2 separate regions of the Homo sapiens genome follow, and region 1 is linked to region 2. Evidence: read pairs that join two places in POLR2A ChIA-PET (ENCODE). Cell type or tissue: Panc1. All regions are shown on one strand. Each heading gives the region's core, and the rest is flanking DNA. Links, peaks and the distances in the headings are about the cores only.

Region 1 (8,108 bases), core at 1,653-6,652, 1.7 Mb after region 2:
TCAGTTTGGGATTTCAAAAAGCCTCCTTTCAGATTTAAATTGAATAGGAAACCATTATTTTTAGTGCTTAAAAGCACGGTGGTGTCCCCTTAGAAACCTCCAATTAGTAGCAGCCATTGTCTAATTAGGTGAAAATAATAATCTATCGATTGTTATAAAAGCAAGATATTATAATTCAAGTGTGTTTCCAGATGCCAGTGAATTGCTGGAAAGCTGCAAGTTTAACTTTCCGCTCTGATAGAGTTTTAAAAGAGGTCAGGGTACATTTTACCATAGTGTCTAGCAATGTGAGTTTATTCAGACCTTTTGGCAGACATTCCTGCACACTCAAGCTAAATCAATGAATCATCCATTGTTGGCCAGCTCCGCTCTCAGTTGCTAAGAGATTTTTTCAAGCATACTGAGGCTTTATTCTACATGGTCTGTAAAAAGGGCAAACTGTATTAAATTTTAAAATGTCTCATCTTTCCTAAATTAGTAATTAAAATTTTACCCAGAACTTTAATACTGGGGCAATGGGAAAGTCTGTGTGCAGCTGGAGGCCTTTCTACTTGGGAAAATACGTGAGAAAACTTCCTGCTCATAACTCTTCAGAAATATGTGTGTGGAGGAAATGGAAACATTTAAAAAGTGGACACATGAAAAACAAAAACTCAAGGAGGAAGGTCTAAAGTCTCTTAAAGAAATATAATGTGTTTTTCTTCTTATATATTTCAAATAAAAGAGCTTTCCTTTAAATTTTATGAAATATACTCTAATTTTCCTTGTTTCTCTTTGAGTCATAAAGACCCTTGTAATATAGCATTTTATTTTAAAGCTTTAATATAATAGTTTTTAATATAAAAATTTAAAACTACCATGAAATAAAGGAATGTAATTTTTTCAGCTTGCCCTTTATGAATGTTTATAGTATATTCTGTTCTCTATATGTAATAACAGTGCTTCGTATACTCAAAAACTAAAGGAGTATATTTTTACGTGTTCTCACCACAAATAAATGATCAGTATATGAGGTAAGCCATATGCCTGATTCAGCCATTCCACAATGTATACATATTTCAAAGCATAATGCTGCATGCCATAAACATACACAATTTTTGTTAATTAAAAAATTAATTTTTTAAAAATGTATATTCTATATGTATCCTTCTTGAATATTTCAAGTTTTAAAACATAATAGTTGTTTCATTTCTTTTCTCTTTGGACTTCATGATGATTTCACATTATAGATAATCTCATAATTTATCATAGAGGTTACTATTTCATTTTGCTGAGAGGATGGGGATAATTTGGACTACAAATTTAAAAAGAGAAAGAAACCAAATGTAATGTATCTTAAAAAAATATTTTTAAGTTTATTGGATCCAGATGTAGTGATGAGGAAAGCTTCTCTTCTGTGTTTCTTAGTTTCTCAAGATAAAATTCTATTTCATAAATCTCTATGAGGACTGTATCAAATATTCTAAAAGAAGCTTTTGAGATAGAACGTGGCTTTTGGAATTGGACAGGCCTGGTTGCTCCATGTTCTAGACAGTGTGGCCTTGAACAAATTACTCCTCATCTTTGGGCTCCAACTTTCACATTTATAAAGTAAACATAATAATGCACACCACCATGGGTGGTTATGGAATTCAAATGAGGAAACATGGTAGGTAGCCCTGGCACATAGTGGGTCCTGGATAAATGTCAGTTCTTAGCTTCTTTAAAACTGTTGGAGGCTAATATCCGTGTGCTCTTAAATACAACCAAACCTCTTTAAGTTGGCAACATAAGTGTTAGGTTTTACTTCTAATTTCAAAAGAAACGTATTCGAGTGAGTGGCTGAGAGCATTCATTACATGAGGGCAGCTTGGAATAAGAGAACGGGATAGTCTTGCACCTTGGCATTCTTTCTTGCAGAGAAACAAAACATTTGTGATTCTTGGGTTCTTGTCTCCCCTCTCTGAGGCTCTCTCTTTTTCATAGAGGATTCCACCTTCTCTCAAGACTTGTATTCCAACATGCTATCTCCAGTTTACTATTCACTGCTATAAAGTAGGGCTTTTTTTTTTAGGGCACTTTTTAGATCCAGCCAAGGACCAAGTCTTTCCCAGCCAAATGCGGAGCAGGGAATGGACCATGCCTTGATACAGCCCCTGCTCCTGTTGATCCAGACCACGACTTTTTAAGACTTTAAGCTTACAGAAAAAATAAGGTGTGACCTCCATTTACATGCTTAAGCGTCCTGACACCTGTGTTTATTTAAAGGAACCATCTCCGTGTCTGTACTCACAGCCTGATGATGCATGCCGTCTATAGAACTACATACAGTGTTTTTTACAGTTAAGTTTTTTAATAGCAGGGAAAAACAAGATCTTTTCCTCAGATGCTTGACTATTTCCCTCTGTAATCTTAGGTATAGTTTCAACCCTATTTCTTTTCGGTAATATTTGTTATATTAGATGTTGGAGGCCAATATCAGCTAATAAATAGACCCATGTGGCCAATTTATTGAATTAAACTGAAGAGAATTGCTAGCATGTCTGCTGTTAGGATACAGTAGTATGAAGTGGCAGCTACATAAAACTGATTACTCTGGTGGCCCCTGCATAAAGGGAGAAGGCCTCATACAACTCAACAGTGATATCAGCAAAATAACATGTCTATCCTTGTCAAGAGAGAAAACAGGGTTGAAAATGACAGAATGAAGATGTAATACTCAGGCTTTCTAGGGCGGATTGTAGAGTCTGGCAAAAATGAAGCAAAACAAAACCCAAAGGAAAGAAGTTTAGATTTAATGCCTAAAGAAATGGCGTTCCCTCAAAGAAAGTCCACATGAACTGACTTAAGTTGCAGTGATGGGTCAGTGAGAACAGTACATATAGCAACTCCTGTGGCCTTCTGTTAGAGCTTCACCTTACAATTGTAATTTTTATATAACTCAACTTGAGAGAGAGAGAGAAAGACAGAGAATTTCCCTCACTTTCTGAATCATGGCTCAGAAGTGTGTTATAAAACACCAAGAACGGAAAAGCTATTACGTGGAATTTAAAGAAATACTTGAGTCTACAGTATCATTGAACTCTTGGATTCGGTTTCAGCAGACATGCTCTGTATTCCCACAAGAGTCTGGAAAATGAACTCCTATTTTTTTTTCTGTCTGGAGCTGCAGTTAGTGTTATTATTTGCTCCATGGCTCAATCCGGGTCAGACTGTTCTTCAGTAACACAGGTGGATGTTAAAACAGGGAATCTGTTGAAAAGATTGCGGAGGAACTGCTTCCCAAAAGCAGTTCTGGATGGCAATTTGATGGCAGTCAGCTATGGTAAGGACAAATGAAGCTTAGCAGTACCTTCTAGAATGTGGTCTTTCAGGCTTTGTCAACTGCAATCCTACAGGCAGAAGTTTCATGTATAATGGGTCAATATGAACTGGTGGCATCTTCTAAGAAGTGGATTCTAGAAATGGAGGTCATTAAATGCTCAATACTTGCGAATTGTAATGTTGATCTGCATTTTTCTGTTTAGCTTTATTTGTGAAATATAATATGTAGTTCTTAAAGAAAAATTCCATAAGCCTTTTTTTTCTTTCGTATGGGCTTAAAAATATTTTAGAAACTTGTTAAAAACTAGTTATAGAAATATTCATTATCCTACTAAAAGTGGCAGGAGGAATATAGTTGTGATTTAAGATATAGAAATTGTTTTGTACTAATGTGTTTATTGTCAGCAATTACATTGTTAAAATGTAACAAGTAAATTTTGCCAAGAGTACAACATGTATCCATTTGTAAGTAAGCACACAGGGAAAACAATATTTTAAATGTTCTACCCATTGAATTATTTTTCTAGTAAACAACTTGACATAAAATAGACTGAAACATCCGTTTATTTTAACAACTATGTTAAATTACAGATTAATGGTCCAAAATAAAATTTGAACTGATTTAATACATAATTCAGTTTTGGGGGAAAATAGATCTTTCTCCAACTGAGAATAGACTATATATTTTTTCTTTTGTGAATAACTTATTTTACCCTTAATAAGTTTAGGACTTGCCTGAACCACAGCCAGCCTTAAGAATCCTTTGTTCAGAAATGTTCAGCGTTATATTGACTAAGGAGCAATTTGGGGGTTGAAAAATAGATCACTATTTCAGTTTCTGACTTTAGACTATTTTTAAAGTAAAGTGCTGAGAGTTCCAATTGAAAAATTGCAAATGCTCCAGGACACTGTGCCTGGAAATAAGATTCCTGAAGAGTAGAGCCTAGGGATGTTTAGGCAACCCTTACAGAAACAAGCCTTCAAGTACATTTTAAGTACAGTGTGTCTCGCACGTTTTGAATTATTCTTTTCAGATTTTTTTTTCTTTGGATATAACTATTCTGTTTTACTTTACATACATATATATACATACACATATATGTATATGTATATATGTGTACATGCATGTGTGTGTGTATATATACACACATATATATTCACATACATATTCATATATATATTCATATATATATAGGTATATGTATATATGTGGTAAATCTAGGAGTTTACATATCCAAGGGAAAATTTCCCTCAAACTTGTGATTGTTACTCACCAGATCAAACATTAGCAGTCCCTAAGGGACAGTCCCAGTCCACAGCCAACACACACAGATCCCTTCTTATCACTTGGAACAGACACTCCTCCATGGGTACATACCCAGCATGCTTAAGAAAACAGGTATCTGTGGAGGTTAAACTAATATTTTTGGAGCAAAAAATGAGAATTGTCAGAAGTTTTTTTTTTTTTTTTTTGAGATGGAGTCTCGCTCTGTCACCCAGGCTGGAGTGCAGTGGCGCTATCTCGGCTCACTGCAAGCTCTGCCTCCCGGGTTCACGCCATTCTCCTGTCTCAGCCTCCCAAGTAGCTGGAACTACAGGTGCCCACCACCGTGTCTGGCTAATTTTTTGTATTTTTAGTAGAGACGGGGTTTCACCATGTTGGCCAGGATCATCTCGATCTCCTGACCTCGTGATCCACCGCCTCGGCCTCCCAAAGTGCTGGGATTACAGGCGTGAACCACCGCGTCCGGCCAGAAGATTTTTATTAATTGTGTTTTCTAGAAATGTAATCTTAGTTCAGCTATATTTACCAGAAAAATATACAAAGCATTTTTATATCTTAGTATTTGTAACTGAAATTATACATTTCTGAAGAAAATATCAAATCTGAGATAAAAACAGCATGGTAAATTAATTTGTACTGAAAATATTTTTGAAAATATTTTGTCTATAAGAATAGTTTGACAAGTAGCCTTATTTGCTATAGTTGAAAGACTCTGCTTGAAGAAAAGCATTCACACTTAGACCCTGGCTAGAAGAAAGAAATTGGAGGCAGATTTTTTAAAAGACTGTACTTTCAGGCCTGGGCACAGTGGCTCACACCTGTAATCCCAGCACTTTCAGAGGCCAAGGCAGGAGGATCACTGAGGCTAAAAGTTCAAGATAAGCCTGGGCTACGTAGTGAGACCCTGTCTGTACCAAAAAAAAAAAAAAAAAAAATAGAAGTATTAGCTGGGAGTGGTGGTTGCGTACCTGTAGTCTTAGCCATTTGAGGGGCTGAGGCAGGAGGATTGCTTGAGCCCAAGAGTTTGAGGCTGTAGTGAGCTGTGATTGCAGCACTGCACTCTAGCCTGGGTGACATAGCAAGACCCTGTCTCTAAAAAAATTAATTAAAGTAAAATAAAATACATTGCCTTCAGAACACATTAAAAAGGAACAAGATGCAAAATAGTTTTGAAAATGTTTTCTTTTAAGTAAGATAGTAATTGTGCTTCTTTTTAAAACAAAATTACATATAACTGAAAATCTAATTCTACAGTTCAATAATAGGAATTTTAAGAGCTCAAAAGCTGCTTCTTAGTCAGGTGCAGTGGCTCATGTCTATAATCCCAGCACTTTGGGAGGCCGAGGTGGGTGGATCACTTGAGTGCAGGAGTTTGAGACCAGCCTGGACAACGTGGTGAAACCCCATCTCTACAAAAAAATCGTTAAAAATTAGCTGGGCATGGTAGTGTGCGCCTGTAGTCCCAGCTACTTGGGAGGCTGAGATGGGAGGATTGCTTGGGCCCAGGAGATCAAGGTGACAGTGAACCTTGGTCATGCGACTGTACTCCAGCATGGGCAATAGAGTGAAACCCTCCTCAAAAAAAAAAAAAAAAAGAAAGAAAAAAGAAAAAAGAAAAGCTGCGTCTCTTAAAATCCAAGGTAAAATTATATTTCATCCTCATTACAACTCTTTTTCCTAAAAGTAAATATAAACCATGCTCTTCTTTATGTGCTATTTAGCCTATCTTTATCTGATGTATTTAGTCATTCTCTACTGCTCCAAGGAAGTGAATAAATCCAGGTAAAAAGAAGATACCAATAATGAAAGATTTCACTTTTCATGAATGTTTTCATAGTAGGCCCTCTTCATTTTAGGACTGTAACCTGTTGGAAAAAAGGATCGATTCCTGTAATTGTATTGCTAGACTGTGTCAAGGCAGTGTATTATGAAAGCTACATTTGAGCAGCACGAAGATCGCCTTTTAATGATGAGAGATAGTGTTAGTCTGCTGTACTCAAAAGTGTTCACTCTTTAGCCCAATGTTCTCGTATTATATAAAGCTTTAGAAACCCTGGACATTTGCCTACAATGTCTTTGAAGAAGGCAATCACATTGTGGGCATGGATCATATCTCTCTGCTTACATTTTTATGGTTTTCATTTATGTACCATTGTACTGCAGAAGGGATAGAAGGCAGCTTGGAAGGATATATATAATAAAGGTAGAACCAATCAAAAGATGGATATAGGAATAAGATAAAATGATTACCATTAGGTGGCCAGGAACACAATGTATGGTCTACACACTGTTACAGATGGGTCACAAATTCCACTGAAAGCTTTCTAACCACCAGCATAAAGAAGTGAACCTGGTGGGTATTTTAGTCTATGAGGGCCTAAAGATACAGGCAGGTCAGATTCTGAGAAGTGAAAATGTGATTACTACTAAGCTCAGAGAAAAATTTCTTCCTGGGGATCCCATGTGGACAGTGCGTAATGATATAAATAGCATCATCTACCACATTTTTACCAGTAGGTACAGTTCAGTTAATTCAATATTATAGAAAGTAAACTCTCTAATTAGATGTACATTTTAGAATTTCTGCAAGAGTAGGCCAGGCACAGTGGCTCAAGTCGTAATCCCAGCACTTTGGGAAGCCCAGGTAGGCAGATCACCCGAGATCAGGAAGTCAAGACCAGCTTGGCCAACAGGGCAAAACCCTCTCTCTACTAAAAATACAAAAAACAACAACAAAAAAAGCTGGGCATAGTGGCACACACCTGTAATCCCAGCTACTCAGGAGATTGAGGCAGGAGAATTGCTTGAACTCAGGAGGTGGAGGTTGCAGTGAGTCGAGATTGCACCACTGTACTTCCAGCCTGGGCAACAGATTGAGACTCCGTCTCAAAAAAAAAAAAAAAAAAAAAAAAAAAAAAAGAAAAGAAAAGAAAGGAATTCCTGCAAGAGTAGACTATGTGTCCTTCAGGCATTCCTCCCTGATTGTTTTTGATAAATAATGCCAGTGAGCTCAAGGTTTTTTTGCTAAACAATTGGCTGGGATGCAGCAAAACAAGGCCAAGATTCTCCAAAGAAAAAAATATTTGAGTCCACTTGGGCATTTCAAGAACAAAATTACAATAGATTTAGTTTTAAAGATCACGGTTGGCTTTATTGCAATTCTAGAATCAGGCAACATTTTATGCCATAAAATACAATAAATTTGCCAGTGAGTTGAACAGAAGGGGTTGGTTTTATAGACAGAAAGGGCTAAGGAAAGCAAAAATGAAGAACAAAAAACAGATTGATTATTTCAAAGTTACTTTCCTTGAAAGGCAGGGACAGGGAGGCAGAAAAATAGAAAGATTGGTTAGCATCAGGTTACTTTTAAGGATTAAAACAGAGGAAACTATTATCCTACTGATTGAAGATTGAAATTGGCCTATTTGGGAAATTGGCTGCTATCTCTCTCTCCTGCTTTCTTGGAATGTTATATAACAACTTAGTTTCAGTTTGGTGATGTGGAACTTCAGCATGGATA
Region 2 (8,108 bases), core at 1,627-6,626:
TGCTCTGATGGATTTATTCAGTGTACAAGATTGCAAAGCCATGTGCCAGCAAAGGCTTAACCACCCCACCCTACCCTTCAGACCAGCCCCATAGCTTTCCATGTCCCTGTCTGCCCAGCCTCAGGCCAAAGCAAAGGCAGGGATCTGAGCTGTACCCACTGTGAATGCCCATCTCCTGACCCCTGTGCTAGTGTCTTGTCCCTGCATGCCTCGGCTGTCTTCTCTCTGGACTATGATTCATGGCAGATATTAAAAAGGAAACAGCATCCTTCAATTCTTTCTACCATTTCTCTTATCTTTAAAGGGTTCTTATTAAGCAGTATCTTCAAACTTATTTATGTGATGTCATGCTAGGAAGCAGCGTTGTCAATGTGCCACTTTCCATGAGCACTGAATTCAGTAAAAATAAAAGCCAAATAAATGATATATTGTCTCCATGCAGAATCTTCTCTAGTCATGACTAGCTATCCAGATAGTAGGGAATCCCTAAAGATAATCAGATAATGGTGACTTTTGCTTACTGAGGCAAGCTCCCCTTTCCTCTGCGCTTCTGGAGTGATTGATCCAGAGAGGCCAGCTTCTTGCTGGGGCACAGCTGCAATCCGCTGTAAGAAGCCAGCCCAGAAGCGGGGACACAAAATCATGGGGAGCCGACCATGGCCAAAGCATCATGCTATTACCCTTCACTTCACATTTTTTAGCTCTTTTTTGAATGTTATGAAAGATACACAGATGTATATATTTTATGTTTTCATATTAAAATGTTTTCATATTAAAAATCAAAGGGCAGGAGGAAGTGAGGAAGGGGAAGAAAGTAGCATTCAAACGCCAAGCATCATGCTGGGAACTTGGAGTTCTCAAGCCCTCCAGTCTTGGTCACTGGGGAAGGGAATGGGTATCACCCGCTTAGTTCATATTTGAATAACTGCTCATACTTGAAAATGTCTTCAACTGCAACAACATGAAGTGGGGAGCCCCCACAGGATCTCCACGTCTTCCCTGAGAGCTCTTGGACCATGCTCCTTCATCCTCCATGATTTTGATCTTGCAGTTCTGTTTACCTTCAGTGCCTTCTCACTCTTTACACCCTCATCCCAACCCCTTCCACTTTTCAAGACTCATTTAGACATCATCCCCAAGAAAGCTTCTGATTCCCCACTGTCCAGTCCCATCTGGGTGGGTACCCATAGAGATGTCCTGTACACCTTGTCCCCACGTGTTAGAATACTCTGTATATCTGTCTGCTTCCTCAAGGTACTGTGAGCTCTTTGAATGAGAGTCTTGTTCAGGTTTGCATCCCCAGTATCTACTGGTTCAGTTCTAGGCTACCACTTGCCCAAACAACACCTCTGTGTTCTAAGAAAAAGAAGAATGCAGCCCCATCCCTCCCACTCACGCCATACGCACACTGTCAGCCTCCAAGCAAGGCCATGTGACTCCCTTGTTCAAGTCAGAAAAAGGTTCTCCCTCCTCATAGTGGGTGCAGCTCTACAGCAAGGAGCAAGGCGTGGTGAGTAGGAGATGAGCTGGATGTCAGCACCCACTGGGCCCAGGCTCCAGGTAACCTGCACAACTGTATTGGTTGGCTCTGGTTGGATCAATCACTCCATCCAGAGAGCAGTGACCCACTTCTCCTGACCTCTGGCTCAGCTTCCAAGACACCAGGCTGCTTTTCTGCTCTACTACCAGCTACTCCCTCTAACTACAGCTGCTCCATGAGGTAGATAAGCCCCTGTGTCTCTAATGGCACAGTGCCCCATGCAACCCAAACACAGACCCCCAGGAGAGAGAAGCCAGGGAGGTCCTGTTTCTTCCAGGCCCATTGCCAGCCTCTGTCCGGGTCTGGGCACATGGGCTCATTTACATGGCTGGTTTGGAGCCTTTGGCAGATGAAAGCGTGCGGATGGTTTTATATGTGTTGCTCATCATTAAACCTCCCCTTCAGGGTTTCTTGCCGCCTTTGGTTTGTGTCTCAATCTGGAGCAAATTTAAGCAACGGTTTAGGCCTCTGCATTTCCTTGGTTTAATTAATAATTCATAATAAAAATTTAATCAAGGCATAAGCTTTTGTGGAAGGTTATAAAACACTTTTATTTGCCCTGGAGATCAGAATGACCACTTTCTAAATCTGTGAAATGATGGGTTTTTTTCCCAAATGAGGAAATTTTACTCTCAACTGTAAATTTCAGCTGTTTGCCATATGTAACCACAGAGAATCTGTTTATTGACTTAGTATATTAGGAATAGTTAGGCAGGAAGAAAAATAAACCCAAACTCCAGACAGGAGAAAGTGTGGGGAAGGAATGAAGAGTTGAAGTTAGAGTCTAGCAAACCTCTAGCCTCAGAGAATAACGAGAAGAGATAAATGGTAGAACCCATCTCCCAAAGGAGATGATCATGATAGTAACCAGATTGAGAGACAAAGAAACTGGCAGGACAGTCATCACAAGCCATTCAAGATCTTTGGAGACATAAGCAGAGAATGCAAAGGGAAGAGTAGAGCCGTGAGAGGATATTAGACACTATATGAACTCTGCAGCAAGGTGTGGAGTCCTGCTTAGTGAAAACTGTAAACACAGGATGGGTTTTTACCTGCCTGAAATAGCAGAAAAGAGTTCTTGGCAAATAGCAGAGAGAGGGTCTAGACCAGGGGTAGCTCAAACGTACGTCTATAGACAAAGCCAAACCACCAGGAAAGCCACCTAAAAATACGGAGTCCTCGGCCTCCACTTTAAATGCCTTTTAAAGCTCTGCAGGTGACTTTGATGTCAGCCAGCTTTGGGAACCGTGGTCCAGATGACCTTTTAAAGTCCTTCAGCATTAATTCTCTGAGATTTGTAAAAATTAAGTCAAGGGAGGAAGCACAAAGTTGCTGCAAAGAGCTGGATTCAGGGGATAATGTCTAATAATCAGTTTTCTCCATAATAATTATTGTAAAAACAACATGTTATTAACTTTGTGGTTACTCCCTTACTCTGACAACAACTCTTAAAGAAGGGTATTATCATCCCTCTTTTAGAGCAGGAAATGGAGTTTCAGAGACGTGAATCAGTTAGCTCAAAGCCATGCTGCTAGTGAATGGCAGGGACAGGTTTTGAGTCTCCTGACTGCAAACACGGTACTCAACCCTCATGGCCTGCACGGACCAGTCCTCCTTAAAGTTAGCTAAGTGGGCTGGGCATGGTGGCTCATGCCTGTAATCCCAGCACTTTGGGAGGCCGAGGTAGGTGGATCATGAGGTCAGGAGTTCGAGAGCAGCCTGGCCAACATGGTGAAATGCTGTCTCTACTGAAAATACAAAAATTAGCAGGGTGTGGTGGTGGGCACCTGTAATCCCAGCTACTCGGGAGGCTGAGGCAGGAGAATCGCTTGAACCTGGGGGGCAGAGGTTGCAGTGAGCTGAGATTATGCCACTGCACTCCAGCCTGGGCAACAAGAGCAAAACTCTGTCTCAAAATAATAATAATAATAAAATAAAGTTAGCTAAGTGTAACAACAGGGTTTGCCAGGTGGTAAAGGTTATGAAGGAGAAGCCCCTGGAAGGCCCAGTGGCAGACCCCACCCAGCACTAGTTCAGGCTTAAGTGGTCACTCAAGGATGAGCAAAAAGAAACTGACTCCTCAGGGCCTAATGGTCACAAACAATTCTCCAGTGTGGAAAAATAACTCCAAGGAAAAGCACTCAGATCCTGGCTTGGTAGTATTGGCTTTAAATAAGAAGTCCTCATCTTTCAAGCCAGATCCCTCACCTCCAAGCCCAGCCTCAGGCCCAATCTCACCCGTGAAAGCCCACTGGTCAGAGTGGCTAACCCATTCCTGGATGCCAGGAACTTCCAAGAGAAAGTGTTTACTGGGGTCCCTAAAAGACTAAGGTGTTGGCGGCAAGACACAGAATACTTTTAGAAACCCACTAGCTTAGACCAGTACATTTAGTTATAAGAAAAGTTCCTGGGCTTCTAATTTGCAATCTGAATTCATTGACTTTGGAGCGGAGGGGGTCAGCATGGAAGAAGAGATTAGTGAGAGCAGCCCCACTGCCTGCACCTGCAACAGGAGGTGCCGTCCAGGGGCAAGGATGGGTGCAATTGTTTGGATGAGCCTCACATCGGCTGTGAGAACCCACTTCACTACGTGCTTGACCCAATCCCCTAAATCCCTCCATCAACTACTTGTTAATACAGACTGAGTATCCCAAATTCAGGTATCCCAAATCCAAACTGCTCCAAAGTCCAAAACTTTTTGAGTGCCATCAAAATGCTCAAAGGAAATGCTCACTGGAGCATTTCAGAGTCAGATTTTATAATGCAAACATTCCAAAATCCCCAACAATTTTCTAAATCTGAAATATTCCTGGTCCCAAGCATTTTGGATAGGGGCTACTCAACCTGTATTTTTAAATATATATTCTTCCTCATTATAAAGAGGATTAGAGATGCCTTCTATAAGAACTGTTTGATAAATCACAGGTGGGTCAGCAACTTTTAGTCCCAAGCATTTTGGATAAGGGCTACTCAACCTGTATTTTTAAATGTACGTTCTTCTTCATTACAAAGAAGATTAAAGATGCCTTGTATAAAGAACTATTTAATAAATCACAGGTGGGTCAGCAATTTTTAAAAAAACACAAGACTATAAATAAAAAATGGAATAAAGGATGAAGCTACATCAAAAATTTCTAGCACATATGCTTATTTTGGATCAGGCAGAGATTTGGCTTTGTTTTCTAGCTGCCATGGCAAAGCAAAAAATGGGGGAGGAGAGACATCTGATTTGTTAGAGAATTCAGTGATCATAACAAACCAGAACCATGAAATAAGCCAGTCACAAAAAGACAAATACTGTCTGATTCCTCTTAGAGGAGGTACCCAGAGGAGTCAAATTCACAGAGAGAGAAAGTAGAACGCTGGCTGCCAGGAAGTGTAGAGAAGGGGAATGGGGAGTTATTGTATAACGGGTACAAGGTTTCCATTTGGGAAGACGAAAAGAGTTCAGGAAATAGATGGTGGTGATGGTGGCACAGCAGTGTAGGCACTGACTGCTACTGAACTACACACATAAAAACGGTTAAGATGGTAAATTTTATGTCGTGTGCATTTTACCGCAATTCTAAAAAGTTATGACTTAAAAAAGAAAAGAAAAGAAAAAAAAAAAAAGCCAGGCCCTGAGGAGCTGAACTACTTCTCCTTCTGATACGAAGATGAGGAAGAAGTTCTCTAATTAGAGTTCCACCAAAAGGAGACGTTTAAGGTTGCAAATGGCAGCTTCAACAACATGCTTACAGGAGACGCATTTCTCAGCCTTCAGTGGAGGTTGATGGCTTCACGCTAAAATGCAGTTCAGAGAAAGCACTATGGTGGGGCAGGGGGATATAATGGCGTCCAGGTAACCAAACGGGATGGTTCATGGAGGCAGGAGAGGACATCTGCTCACGTGACTGTGGGAGAGCAGCCTGCCTGGCCTTCTGCAGAGGCTCCAGCAGGAGGGAACTTGTGATAGCACCACTGCTGCCCAGTTTGAAAGTGAGACATGCAAATATGGCCACTTGGCCACCCACCAGAGTTAACACTGATGTGATACTCATGTCCCCAAGTTCTTCAGCCTTCAAGACTCGACTCTTCCCTTAACATGCAAACAGCTACAACCTTAGCTCCTATCCCAGGAGGCTGCAGGAAAGCCAGTCTTTAGTGAGCTTCTCCTACCCCAGTTGTTTCTAAGAATCACCCAGGAATGCATCCACGTTCCAAAGATCAGGCCTGTTTGCCACATCAGGTTGCCCTGGATGGACAAGTTTTCCACTGCCTCTAAGTCACCCTTGGCTTCTCCAGGTCGCTGGCTCCCCCACTGCATACAACCATACCCCTCCTTTAGTCTCCCAGAACATAAGACCAAACTATAATATTGATCGAAATTTTCTGAAAGCTCAAAGATAGCAGAAGGGAATTACAAAATAGAAACAGAAAGGTTAAACCTCAGAGATAGGAAGTCCTAACTATCTTCGTCCTTAACTCCTAATTTGTCCCTCATTTCAGGGGCCAGCCTGCTTTTCCCCAAATGCTTTGACCATGTTCCTTCTACCTAGAATCTGGCTTCCCTGATACATTTTGGGGTCCAAAAAAGAGAGAAATCTCCCAGAGGGTCCTCCAAGTCCAATGAAATAATTATCTCTGAGATGCAACTCTGCATATAGAGAAGACAACCCGTCATAGTATTTTACAGAGTTACTTGGCTCCTCTTTGTCTCAAATACCTCCATTCCAAATAGAGTTTGCTTGAACACGACCAAATACACATTAAAGTGCTGCTTTATTTTATTTTATTTTTTTTTTTGAGACGGAGTCTGGCTCTTTTGCCAGGCTGGAGTGCAGTGGAATGATCTCGGCTCATGGCAACCTCCTACTCCCTGGTTCAAGTGATTCTCCTGCCTCAGCCCCGACAGTAGCTAGGATTACAGGTATGCGCCACCACACCCAGCTAATTTTTGTATTTTTAGTAGAGACGGGGTTTCACCATGTTGGCCAGGATGGTCTCCATCTCCTGACCTCATGATCTGCCCTCCTGGGCCTCTCAAAGTGGTGGGATTACAGGCGTGAGCCACTGCGCTTCTTTCAAAACAAAGCGCCATTTCCCTCAATGTTGAATCATAAAGTTGCAGTTTGTCCCCATCCCTAGTTACCATGTTTCCAAAATTGTGGGATGCCATCTCAGTTCAAGCATCACTCCTATAACTCACTTTTACTGTGGTGGAGCAGTAGGGGGCCAGCCTCATTGGTTCTGCCAGGCATACTCCTTCTGGCAGTGGGCAGGATGGTTTTAAATGCTTGTGGCTTGGTAATTTGTGGACTCATTTGCAAGGCAAATGCAAGCTATCTAAAATTAAGGTTCAGTGAAATGGGGCACTAGCTAAGGATTTCTTTTGTTTCATTTTAAAACCACACTCTTGCTTTATGAGATTGTTACCACAGATCTAGCAAGAGGCCTGATTGCTTTCATTCACTGTATAAAATCTATTCCACCCTTCCCACTGAAGCTTGGATGAAAGAGTTGTAAGGGACGGGCCTATTGAGGTCGGTGGTGGCTAGTTGCAGCCAAATGTCAGTGCCATAAGGAAAAGGGCCAGGCTGGGAAGTTGGCCTGGCCTAGGATCTGGTCTCTGTATTCGTGTTATTGGTCACAGTCCCCAAGGGGGAGGCTTTGCGCTCTGATTCCTCTTGGTGAAATGTAGGGTAGAGTGTTTGGTCAACTTCAAAGCCCAGTGCAACTTCCTCAGCTCTTTGTCAGATTCTACCCAAGTCTGATCCAATCCTAGGGGGTGGAGGCGGGGAGGGGCGGTGCAGTATTCGACTTAGTTTACTCTTGGCAAAACAGATCTTCCTGAGTCTCAGGGAGGAAAACGAGCAGCTTAGACAGATGTAAACAGGCTCTGAGGCCCTTTGGACATCAAATAACACTAACAAAACAACGTTTAGATGAGTTAAGTGTAAATCAATCAGAAACATATGGACTACATTTAACTGAAAATACACAGGGGTTTACAAATTACAGGCACAGGGGCTTGGCAAAATGCAATTCAAGTTTTGCCAAACCTAAAATGTTTGGAGAAGATTAAAAGAAAGTAGTCTGACCCCAAATTCCTTCAACCCTGCCCATCTCTGACACTGATAATATCCCACATGACCATAAACATTTAAGGGCATGGATTTTAAGAGATTTATATGCTGAATAAATTTAACTACACAACGAGCTGAGGTTCTTTTCCAGAAGAATGTTCATAGAAAGCTGAAACTGCCAAGTGACTGTATTAAAAGGGAGAAAACATCTACCTTTTGAGTTGGGCCAAAGAGATACACCTACATGTTTTCACTTGCAACAGAGTGGGATATTCTAAGCTTAGATGCCCGTGATTGCAGATTCATGGAGCACAGGCTCTGCTTTTTCCTGGTGTGGGTAGTCTTTGCACAGTGAGTGGCAGGCAGCATCTTGCACCCATTTGCCGCATATGGGGACAACGCAGAGATATATTCACTAGTGTCACTGTTGTGTTGTGACCCTCCCACATGTGGCATTTCTAGGTCAAAGAAAAGTTGTCCCAGTGGAACTAAAGCACCCAAGA

What was found. Peaks named below come from ENCODE experiments on the same cell type or tissue, not always from the same donor. Only the 100,000 strongest peaks of a DNase experiment are listed, where the experiment ranks them.
Region 1: POLR2A ChIA-PET joins it to region 2 with 13 read pairs; 2 of 35 experiments call an interaction of 5 or more read pairs at or near these places.

What each region holds. Positions count from the first base shown.
Region 1 is chr1:85,399,577-85,407,684 of GRCh38, reverse strand. The region is part of intron 1 of DDAH1 (dimethylarginine dimethylaminohydrolase 1); the gene reads left to right. Among named protein-coding and RNA genes, the nearest start is that of DDAH1, 62 kb to the left of the region's middle. In Panc1, for the core only: CTCF peaks have their summits at 3,046 and 3,255; no DNase peak of the experiment used is centred there; H3K27ac peaks cover 2,612 bases.
Region 2 is chr1:87,121,144-87,129,251 of GRCh38, reverse strand. No RefSeq gene overlaps it. Among named protein-coding and RNA genes, the nearest start is that of LINC01140, 4.6 kb to the left of the region's middle. In Panc1, for the core only: no CTCF peak of the experiment used is centred there; no DNase peak of the experiment used is centred there.